Linked DNA regions of Homo sapiens: regions 2 and 3 are each linked to region 1. Evidence: chromatin contacts called from ENCODE Hi-C or POLR2A ChIA-PET data. All regions are on one chromosome and are shown on one strand. Each heading gives the region's core, a stretch centred on a gene start or an enhancer-like site at or near the end of the contact. The rest is flanking DNA. Distances are from core to core; before and after follow the strand shown.

Region 1 (3,306 bases), core at 201-2,700:
ACCCTTGCCCAGACTATCGTCTACTTTTCTAGATTTCAGCCGGCATCCTGGCTGTTTAAAAGTGTACCTGAATCATTCACACCAACAATAACACAACGACACACTCTCCGGTGTGTTCCAAGTGTCCTGGCTGTGGCATGGTCTCAAAAAACTGCAGCTGACTGCACATGAGTGATTAGATAACACCTTGAACCCACCCTAAGATAGTCTGCCTTTCCCTTCTTTCCTGTCTTCCTTCTTTTCTTTCTCCCTCTCTCTCTTCTCCTATTTCTCTTTTATCTTTCCTTTCCTTTATCCCCCTCCCCTCCTTTCCTCTTTTTCCCTCCCTTCTCTCTCTTTCCACACACACATAACCTGTATATGCCAGGCACTATTCTAGGTGCTTCACAAATATTAATTCATTCCATTCTTATATCAACTTTGTGAAGTAGGAACTATTATCATCAACATTATACAGAGAAGGAAGCTGAGGTAGAGAAAGTTTAAGTAACTTGTCCAAGGTTGAGCATCTTGTCAACGTCATTTTACTACTGGCATGTGAAACAGGTGAGTTATATTTTTTAGAATATTAATTCTCATTAATTGAAGCCTTCCAAACAGGCCTAACTGTCCCCTTCTCTGACATACAAGTGGAAGTGTCATAGCTGGACGGAGCATCATGGTATGAAGGCAGAAAGGACGCGACTGGGTGTTCTTCTGAAGCTCAGGGAGCAGCTCTTGGGGAGAAAGTGTTTCCAGGAAGCGGACAAGAGTTCTGTTGAGCTGAAGAGCAGGGCAGCAGCCGGGGCGAGCGAGGCTGGAGTCATGCAGGGCAGAGCCTTAAATGCTAAGCTGGGGTTTGCTCTCGGTAGGACCAGCTAGCTGCCCCGAGCGGGGGCTGGAACCAGATCTCCCCCACGTGGACTCGCGGACAGGGCGGGGATCAGGACGGGGGCGGGGCCAGGGGAGGGGCGGGGCTCGGGGAGTGAGGCAAGACTGGAGGGCCTGGGACTCTCGGGTACCCGGGCCAGGGGAGGGGCGGGGCTCAGGGAGGGAGGGAGAGACTGGATGACCTGGGGCTTGCAAGGCGGGGCGAGGGGAGGGGCGGGGCGAGGGGAGGGGCGGGGCTCAGGGAGGGAGGGTGAGACTGTGGAGGACCTGGGGCTCGCGGGGTCGGGGCAAGGGGAGGGGCGGGGCTCAGGGAGGGAGGAGAGACTGGAGGACCTGAGGCCCACGGGGGCGGGGCCAGGGGCGGGGCGGGGCTCTGGAAGGGCGGGCGAGACTGTGGAGGACCTGGAGCTGGCGGGGGTCAGGGTAGGGGGGAGGGGCAGGGCTCGGGGTTCGGGGGCGGGGTGTTCACGGTGAGACCAAAAGTCAGGTAGGAGCCTCCGGGGTCCCTGCTGTGTCACCCGGACAGGCCGTGGGGGCGGGCAGGGGGGCGGGGCCGGGCCTGACCACAGCGGCCGAGTTCAGTCCTGCTCTCCGCACGCCACCTTAGGCCCGCAGCCGTGCCGGGTGCTCTTCAGCATGTCCTTCATCCCGGTGGCCGAGGATTCCGACTTCCCCATCCACAACCTGCCCTACGGCGTCTTCTCGACCAGAGGCGACGTGAGCAGTGGGGCTTTGGCGTCCGGGCGCGGGGAGGGAGTGGAGTGGAGTGGAGTGGAGTGGAGTGGAGTGGAGTGGAATGGAGTGGAATGAGGGGCGGGATGGAGGCTTGTGCCATTTTTCTCTTAAGATTCGTTCCGTGAGAGTGCCTATGGGCTCGAGTCCCGCCTCGTAACTTTCTAGCTGTGCACGTTGTTTAACTTTTCAGCCTCATTGTCCGCAGGTTTGCTGAGAATTAAATGCAAAATGAAATGAATCGTGTCACTCTCCCAGACAAGCAGAGCAAGCAGGATTCTGTTACCGGAAGCTGCAGCACACAGGCATGCTGCCTACTCCGAGGTGGTTGCGGTGTGTTTCTCTCGCCCAAGAGGCCAGGTCAGGGCTGGTGGTTCATCTCGCTGGATAGCCCCTAACCCTAGAACCCGGGAAATGATAACCCGGTATGCGTAGCAGGTCAGAGGGGCACGCGCGTTTCTTGGCTTAGAGTTGTGAGATCTAAGATGGCAAGTGTCTCTGCCTATAGCTGAAATTCTTTCAGCTCCTGGTGTGGGCTCCCTGGCATTCCCCTACTGATCAGAAGAAAGAGGGCAGGGAAACAAACTTTGACTAAGTCAGTGTAGTCTGATTGGTAGAAAGAAGTATTTGAAAACTGGGGGTTTATCAGCAAATAGATAATAAGAGGTTCCCTAGGTTGGAAAAGCAGATTCCCTTGGATTTGTTGATGATATTTTTGGCTTAGATTTCTGCTCCCAACTTTAAAGGTAAACTCCTGATTCATCTCTGTAAGCCATAGAACCCCAGAATCAGGAAATGTTTGCTAAACGAGGGGCCTGGCAGTTGGCTTCTTCTTGGAAAGTGGGGTTCCCTCCTTCCCCCATGGCTTGTCATTGGATGCAAGTGGCTGGCCTTTTGTGGGCCTGTCTGCGGTAAGTGCTTTGGTCTAGAAGAGTCAACTTGTGGTTTCACATCTGGCCGGGCTGACCAGATGTTGCAAGGATACAGAAAGTGGACACTCAATCCCCTGGAGGACACAATCTGAGGCACATTAAATCTTAACTTGTGATGGCCAACAACCTTTCTGCAGACAGAGCCCTCCCTCTGCCCTCCTCAAACACTTTGCCCTCGGCAGATGTGTCCTCCCTCACCTTTCCTGGGAGCACAAATCCATTAGACAGAAACATTTGTGAGAGGCAGGCACACCCCAGTAGGGAGCTCTGACTTGCTTTCTCAGGGGAATCGAATTAATATCCGTTAGAGTGTGGCTAGGTGTTTTCAGACACCATGTCCCGCTGTTTCAACATCAGAATGTGCAGGGCAGCCACTACAGATGTCTGGAAGAGAGAGCCCCATTCCGCTGTCCTCTGATACAGTGCTGGGGGTGGAGAGTTGGCCCTTTGGCCTTCCAGCTGAACAAGCCTCTTCTGAAGCTTTCTCTGCAGGCATTGGACATTCCAACCGTGATGGCTGCCTTGCCAGGCAAGACTAGTTGCCAAGGCAAAACCTCCCTTCCCCCATGTCAGCAGTCAGCCTTTCCTAATTTGAGTGGAATAACAATGAATCCTGCCATCACTTTATTCATTTTTTTTTATTCAGCGAATGCTTATGAACCCCAACTCTGGTCCAGATTTTGCCTGGGCTCCGAGTTGGCATCAAAGACACAGGAGACGCCTTCCTTCCATTTCTGGTTGATGGACTAGTAAGGTGTACAGGGGTGCTCTC
Region 2 (3,306 bases), core at 231-2,730, 850 kb after region 1:
AAAAAGGAATTAACCCTACATAATTACTTCCTATTTCAAGTCAGTTTTATTGACCTCGGTTTGCAAACTAAGTGGGCTCATCCGGATTCTAAAGATATTTAAGGATACTTTCAGTTATAAGTAGGATGACTATCCATCCAGGTTTGAACCTGCTGTTCATGGTTAATTTATTAATAGCATGTCTCACAGTTCATTCTCAGAAATGCTTGGATATGGCCGATAAATTGAAACGTCATCCTAGTTAAAAGTAACGTTTTTAACTGGCTGGAGAAAGGTGACTTGGGGTTCTAGGAAGGGACAGAGGAACAAACATTCTGTTGGCTCAGCACGCCCAGCCTGTGTTGGGCTGGGCACCTTAGAGGACCTGTTTCAGGACTGCGTGACTGGCGTTTTGCTGGGAGTAGCCCAGGTGTTTTAACCACTTCCTGAAGAACAAGGTTCGGTAAAAAGAGGCTGGGGCGTAGGCGTGGGTTCCTGTCCCTGCCATATGCTGTCTTCCTGATCTTCGGAAGTCACTTCAAGCACCTGATCATCAGTTTCCTTATCTGTAAAACTGGAGTAGTAATGTTTCCCTCCAAACGCCGTCGTATTTAATTCATTTAACAGCAGCCACTATTATTCCATTATACAGACGAATAAATAGACGTTATGAGAGGGCAAAGTGCGCTGATCAGGGCTCATAATAATTCTAACAGCTACTGTTTAGGAACCAAGTACTCAAGCAGCCTGTGCACAATCTCTAATTTCTAGAAGAGAAGACGGATACTTGGAAAGAGAACTTGAACAATGTCATGGAACTCATAAATGGCTTGAGAAAGGCTGATCCTAGGAAATCTGCTTCAGAACCCGCGCTCTCACTGCATAAGGCGTATTTCAAGGGAGGAACGGGCAGGCATCTAGCACCACTCTTCGGACTCCCCATCCAGTGCTCTTTTCCTCTTTTCGTTACACTGCACTGCTGGTCGGAAACCCATCGTGGAAGTGGATCAAACACAACAAAGGGCAGGGGGCGTTGGAAAACCGGGCGAAGTCGCGCAGACCGAGACGACCCACCGGCCCCAGCAAATCACCAGGGGCCGAAATCCAGTGTCCTCCTCCCTTCAGCCCAGAAGCCAGGTCACCTTTTAGACTTGCTCTCTTGGCGGGGAGGAAGCGTGGAGCCCCCTGGTCCGGCTAAGAGCTTACGTAAGGCCCGCGGGCGGCTGCGCCCCGGTCTCCCATGGGTGTGCGCAGAGCCCCCGGGCCGGAGCAGGCCTTCCCCTGTCCGCTCCCCCAGTCTCTCGGCCCAGGACCACGGGGGAGTTCAGGACCACCGGCCCCACGCCGGCAGCGTCCGCGTTGGGCGGCGGCGTCCCCCGCAGCCACCCAGCTTCCCGGGGGAGGAGCAGCGCATCGCGCAAGCATCCGGGAGCGGCGGAGGGGGCGGGAGGAAGGGCGAGAGGAGGAAGCGGGATTTAAACGAAAGGCGGTGACGCCACACAAAAGATTTCTATAGGCTCCAGGGAGGTTACGGCCGAGGCGGCGGCGGCGGCGAGCCCGGGGGCGAGGCGCGGACGGGAACAGGAAAAGCCTCCGGCAGCCCCTGCGGGCGGCGGCGCAGCCACGGCCGCGCTCCGAGGTGAAGCCGCGCGCGGAGAGGAAGCGGGTGTTTTCCCCTCTGCCTTTCGGCCCCCGCCCTTCCTTTCAGTTTCTGCCCGCTCGCTCGGAAGTTGGCGGTTGACAAAAATGGCAGGAGCCGGGGCCCGGGCCGGTTGCCGCAGCGCCGCGGGGACCTTCTGAGTTGGCCCGGTGGCAGGGAGACTCGTGCAGGGGCGTCCGATGCGCGGGGCCCGGGGCCTCGGGAGAGCTCAGCTGCTGCGGGCCCCAGACGAGGCGACAGGGATGGACTTGCGTAGACAGCCAGCGCCGGGCCGCCGGGCGCGCGGTCTGGGAGGGCGTGCCGCCGCGGCGCCGGGCCGCGCTCTGTGAACCGGCGAGGCGGGAAGGGGCCGCCGTGGTGCTCGGCACGCCCGGGCGTGTGGCGGGCGGGCGAGAGCTTGAGCGCGATCCGGGCGGCCGCTGTGCGCAATCAGTGCAGGCTCCCGCCCGACTCTGACTCGGCGCGGCCGCGACAGTGCCGGCCACACCCTCTGCCCCGCTGCCGCCGGCGCCGCTTCCCAAGAGCTGGAGGCAGGAGATGCGCCCGGGGCGGCCGCGCGTCCCAGAGAGCCAGCCCCGGCCGCCGTCGCGGGGAAGTGCCGCCTGGTGGGGTCACGGCGCCTGAAGCCCACGTGCGCCGCCGAGCCCGAGGTGGCCTCGAGCGCGGCGGCTGACAGCACAGCCCGCCTGAGCTGCCTCCCGCGCTCCTCCCCGAGGAAAGGATTTTGATTTCAAAGAAAGGAAGGAAGGAAGGACAACTCCCAGCTTCCCCGTCCCGCCCTCCCCGCTCCGAGGGCCGCGCCAGGCCATGCCCAAGAAGGCGGCGGCGGCGGCGAACCAGCAGAAGGGACTTTCCTGGCAGCCCGGCGACGAGGAGCGCGGACAGTGAGTTTGCTCTGCCCCGGTTCATGGTTCCTGCAAGCCCTCTAGGAGGCCGAAAGCTGCAGCCCCTCCCCTTGCCCCGAAGAGCCTTCCGCGTTCTCTCGCCCTCGGGCCCACCCCGCGCCGCCCGGGCTCCCGCCGCCGCAGCCCAGTGCCCTCTGCCCGCGGCGGTGGATGGCATGATGGTGCGGGGAAGGCACCGCGGCCTTGGCCAGCTGAGTCGCGACGGCCGCCGGGGCGGCGGCAGTGGCCGCGGCAGCGGCGGTGGTAGCGGGCTCCCCAGCGGCATGCCAGTGCCCCCCGGGCGCGATGGCTAGCGGCAGCGCCGGGAAGCCCACTGGCGAGGCGGCTTCTCCGGCTCCTGCGAGCGCCATCGGCGGGGCCAGCTCGCAGCCGCGGAAGAGGCTGGTATCCGTCTGCGACCACTGCAAGGGCAAGATGCAGCTGGTGGCTGACCTGCTGCTGCTGTCGAGCGAGGCGCGGCCCGTGCTCTTCGAGGGCCCCGCCTCCTCTGGTGCCGGCGCCGAGTCCTTCGAGCAGTGCCGGGACACCATCATCGCGCGCACCAAGGGGCTCTCCATCCTCACCCACGACGTGCAGAGCCAGCTCAACATGGGCCGCTTCGGGGAGGCGGGGGACAGCCTGGTGGAGCTGGGCGACCTGGTGGTGTCGCTGACCGAGTGCTCGGCCCACGCGGCCTATCTGGCCGCTGTGGCCACGCCGGGCGCCCAGCCCGCGCAGCCGGGCCTGGTGGACCGCTACCGCGTGACGCGATGCCGCCACGAG
Region 3 (3,306 bases), core at 458-2,957, 630 kb after region 1:
GTCTGTTGATGGAAAATCCTGCATGTCGTGCCAAGCCAGGCTGATTCAAGGTCGACCTTTCTCCATTTGGGCCAAATGCCCAGCACCCCCAAACCCCTAACACACAACTCTTTGTGGGTCTGGTTTCTGGGAGCTCCTTAAGGAAGAAAAACATAAACAGGAATCATGGTGAGGACTGGGGAGAGGGGCCCTGGGTCGGGGGGGCTCCATTTTATTCGGCTGGAAAGAAAAGGTTGGGGAGGAGGGCTTGCCATTGGATCCAGTTCATTACTTCCCAATAAATCAAAGAAGGGCTGAGAATCCTGACCACCACCCCCAGTAAGGATCAAGTTCCGCTTTCTGGAAGAGGCCTAGAGGTGGATTGCAGGACTTCCCAGTTTAACCAGGTGACAAAGGCTTCTGCTTCAGCCCAGATGTGATCACAGACTTCCACAGCTTCTGCCGACCACAGCCTGGCCTTAAAGTCCAGACCTAGAGTCCCGGAGCTAGTGTGTACTACACAGAATGGAGACCTTGCCTGAGGAGCTGGTTCTCAGAGAACACTGGCAGGAAGGAAGAAAGAAATGTATATTCTAGGAGGCCTCTGCTAACCAGGAAAGGGGGCTGAGTCACACTCTGAAAGGTGGAAGAGGCAGAGAGCAGGTATCAACGCCCTCATTTTACAGATTAAAACAAAACAAGAAAAACAAACACTCCTCACCTCCCTGCAAAAAAACCACCCTGAGGCTCAGACAGGGGAAGTAGCTGGCCCTGGTCACACAGTAGGTTAGCGGCAGAGTTGAGAGGAGACTCCATATGCCCTAGGGATGTGTTGTGATGAACTTTTCCTACTGGTACTGTTTCCTCCCGCGAGGGAATGTCTAGACCAGCCGCACCTTCTTGCTTTGACCCTTCAGAACTTTGGCCTGTCCAGTTAAAGAGGCACAGAGCCCTCCTACCCACAGGGAATGTTTCTAACTTACCAAGCACCTATTATGTGCTTAGAACTTGGACTTTCCTGATCTCATTTAAGCCTCACCATTCTAGTGAGGAAGCATCACAGAACCCATTTTCCTGATGAGGAAACTGAGACTGGGAGGGGTTAAGATCCTGTACACAGTTGTAACTGGCATGTCTGAATCCAGTTTCAAACCAAGGTGCCTTTCAGTGAACACCCAAGCATCTTCCTCTCGGATTAACTGCTAGGCCAATACCAAAATCTCTTTCTCGGGCTACTCTTTTGCTGCTGAGTTAAAAAGAGATCCTGAGACTTAGCCTGGGACCCCGACTCGCGGCGATTCTGTGGCAGGCGCAGACCTTTTCTCCTGTCCTCCACTGCCTCTTTGCCTCGGAGGGCGCCCCGGGGCGCGAGCGGGGCACGGGCGACCCTGGCTCCTTGGAGGCCCGGGGACTTGCTCTCCGCGGTCCGCCGCGGCCGCTCCACCGAGTCCTGGCCTCCAGCGCCCTCACCTGGCTGCTGCGGGCGGGACTCTGCGCACCCGGGCTCCGCGGGCTCAGGTCTGCGTCTCCCAGAGCCGCCGCCAGAGCCCGCCCCGGTCCGGCCCGGGCACAGGGCCCCCGCCCCACTTGGGCAAGGCGGGGGCGCGTGGAGGGAAGTTTCATCGGGGGGCGAGGGAGGGAGCTTCGGTGCCGCGCGGGCGTCAGGGGCTCCTCGGGGGAGGAGTCAGTAAAAGTGGCTATAAAAGCGGCCTCTCGGCTGAGGGCCGGGGAGCTAGCGCTCAAGCAGAGCCCAGCGCGGTGCTATCGGACAGAGCCTGGCGAGCGCAAGCGGCGCGGGGAGCCAGCGGGGCTGAGCGCGGCCAGGGTCTGAACCCAGATTTCCCAGACTAGCTACCACTCCGCTTGCCCACGCCCCGGGAGCTCGCGGCGCCTGGCGGTCAGCGACCAGACGTCCGGGGCCGCTGCGCTCCTGGCCCGCGAGGCGTGACACTGTCTCGGCTACAGACCCAGAGGTAAGAGGGCCTGGCTGGGGGCGTCAGGGATGAGCTGACGGCCCATGCCACGGAAGAGAGGTAAGAAGTGGGGGCCCGCGCCTCCACCCGGCACAGGGTAAACGTTACCCGCCTCAGTTTCTGTTTGTCTGTCCACCCTGTGCTGTGCAGTCTACCTCTATCTGTCTGTTTGTCCATGCGTCTGTTGATGGGCACACGCTCTTGGCACTGTCCTCTGTGGGATTTCTCTGAGATCTTGTGATGCTTTACAAGCTGCAGGTGCCGGGGGGCGCTGGAGTCCCCAGAGGGCATCCAGAGGGGGCAGACTCCTGCTTTCCGTAGATTTTCCCCCTTCTGAATGGCACCGGGGGCTTGCGCCCGGGAGAGTGTCTCGCCGAGGAGGGAGTACCACAAGGGTCAGGTCTCGGTGTCCTGCCGACTGGGAGCCAGCTCACGCCGAGCTCTAGCGGGCGTGCGCCTAGCAACAGGTCTGCGCCCTGCTGCTCCTGCCTCAGCACGCTCTTCCTCCCAGTTTCCCTCGCCTCCCAGTGCCTCCGGGACAGCGCTAGGCACCCAGCGACGCGCTGGCGCGGGGCCGAGCTGAGGCAATTGCAATGTTAGATGAACCCGGGGGGCTCTGCTGATGTTTAGACTGAGACTCCAAACGTGGCATCGCTGGAAGAAGGTCTGGTGGTCCCTGGCAAAGGACGTCGGCTCCAAGAAAGGTCGCGTTAGGTTGTGAGGAAAGGCAGAGAGTCCTGGCAGAACGCTGGCCAGGTCTCCAGCTCGCCGCTCTGGGAACGAAGGCCAGTGACATTCTGGAATGGACCCCAAGGGATGCGTGTGCTCATGAGAGAGGAGCGCTGTGCGCCCTGGGTCCTCAGCCGCAGACACTCTCTGCGACAGCCGCTGTTCCCCAAGGGTCGGACGCTACGGCAGTCCCAGGAGTTCCGCCAGCTGCCGGGTTTGAGGTCCTGAGTCCTTCTCCAAGCAGCCAACGCTACCCACAGGTGAGAGCTCCCTTTAAAAACTAATCTTCTGATGTGTGAGCCAGTGCCTGGCTGCAGCCCCATACCAGGGACGGTGAGCCGGGGAGCGCGTCTCTCCATCCCTGCGGTCTGGAAAGTGATCCAGGGCGCGCCCGAGGGCGGGGAGCCGGCGGCTCTGCGTGCCCAGGCGCGACGCCACCATGGACAGCTCCCAGCCACTTCCTCCACTCGGGGTCTGTGGCCCTGGGTCTCCGGGGAAGTCGTGCGCTTTCTTCCCAGACCCAAGGCGTTGGGGCGCTGGGAAAGAGGAAAGGGACTGAGAGTCCGCTGGGGCCCTCGGTATTACCACTCAGGAGGCAGCCCAGCCCTCAGGAGTCTGTGGTTTG

Evidence for each region. Hi-C counts contacts between places; a loop is a spot of excess contacts on that map. ChIA-PET counts read pairs that join two places held with the same protein, here RNA polymerase II (POLR2A). Pooled maps may share reads with other maps.
Region 2: a map of CD8-positive, alpha-beta T cell shows a loop between it and region 1 (12-fold over the local background). The contact joins the promoter of TLNRD1 here to the promoter of FAH in region 1. A Hi-C loop is called at or near these places in 4 of 168 maps with a recorded cell type or tissue (CD4-positive, alpha-beta T cell, CD8-positive, alpha-beta T cell and ascending aorta), 5 of 37 single-sample maps with no recorded cell type and 13 of 50 pooled maps.
Region 3: a loop to region 1 is called in a map of chondrocyte, with 4 times the contacts of the local background. The contact joins the promoter of CEMIP here to the promoter of FAH in region 1. A Hi-C loop is called at or near these places in 1 of 168 maps with a recorded cell type or tissue (chondrocyte). POLR2A ChIA-PET finds 5 or more read pairs at or near these places in 2 of 52 experiments (Caco-2 and activated T-cell).

The regions. Positions count from the first base shown.
Region 1 is chr15:80,151,549-80,154,854 of GRCh38, forward strand. FAH (fumarylacetoacetate hydrolase) reads left to right here and starts at 1,451. Exons shown (of 14, transcript NM_000137.4): 1 at 1,451-1,587. The coding sequence starts at 1,507. RefSeq lists a silencer at 880-1,439.
Region 2 is chr15:80,999,443-81,002,748 of GRCh38, forward strand. It overlaps TLNRD1 (talin rod domain containing 1), which reads left to right and starts at 1,481. Exons shown (of 1, transcript NM_022566.3): 1 at 1,481-3,306. The coding sequence starts at 2,830. It overlaps LOC128071545, which reads left to right and starts at 2,700. Exons shown (of 1, transcript NM_001414893.1): 1 at 2,700-2,837. The coding sequence starts at 2,700. The coding sequence ends at 2,837. RefSeq lists silencers at 1,109-1,798, 1,839-2,298, 2,649-2,778 and an enhancer at 3,272-3,306.
Region 3 is chr15:80,777,663-80,780,968 of GRCh38, forward strand. It overlaps CEMIP (cell migration inducing hyaluronidase 1), which reads left to right and starts at 1,708. Exons shown (of 30, transcript NM_001293298.2): 1 at 1,708-1,952. RefSeq lists a silencer at 1,330-1,609 and an enhancer at 2,230-2,735.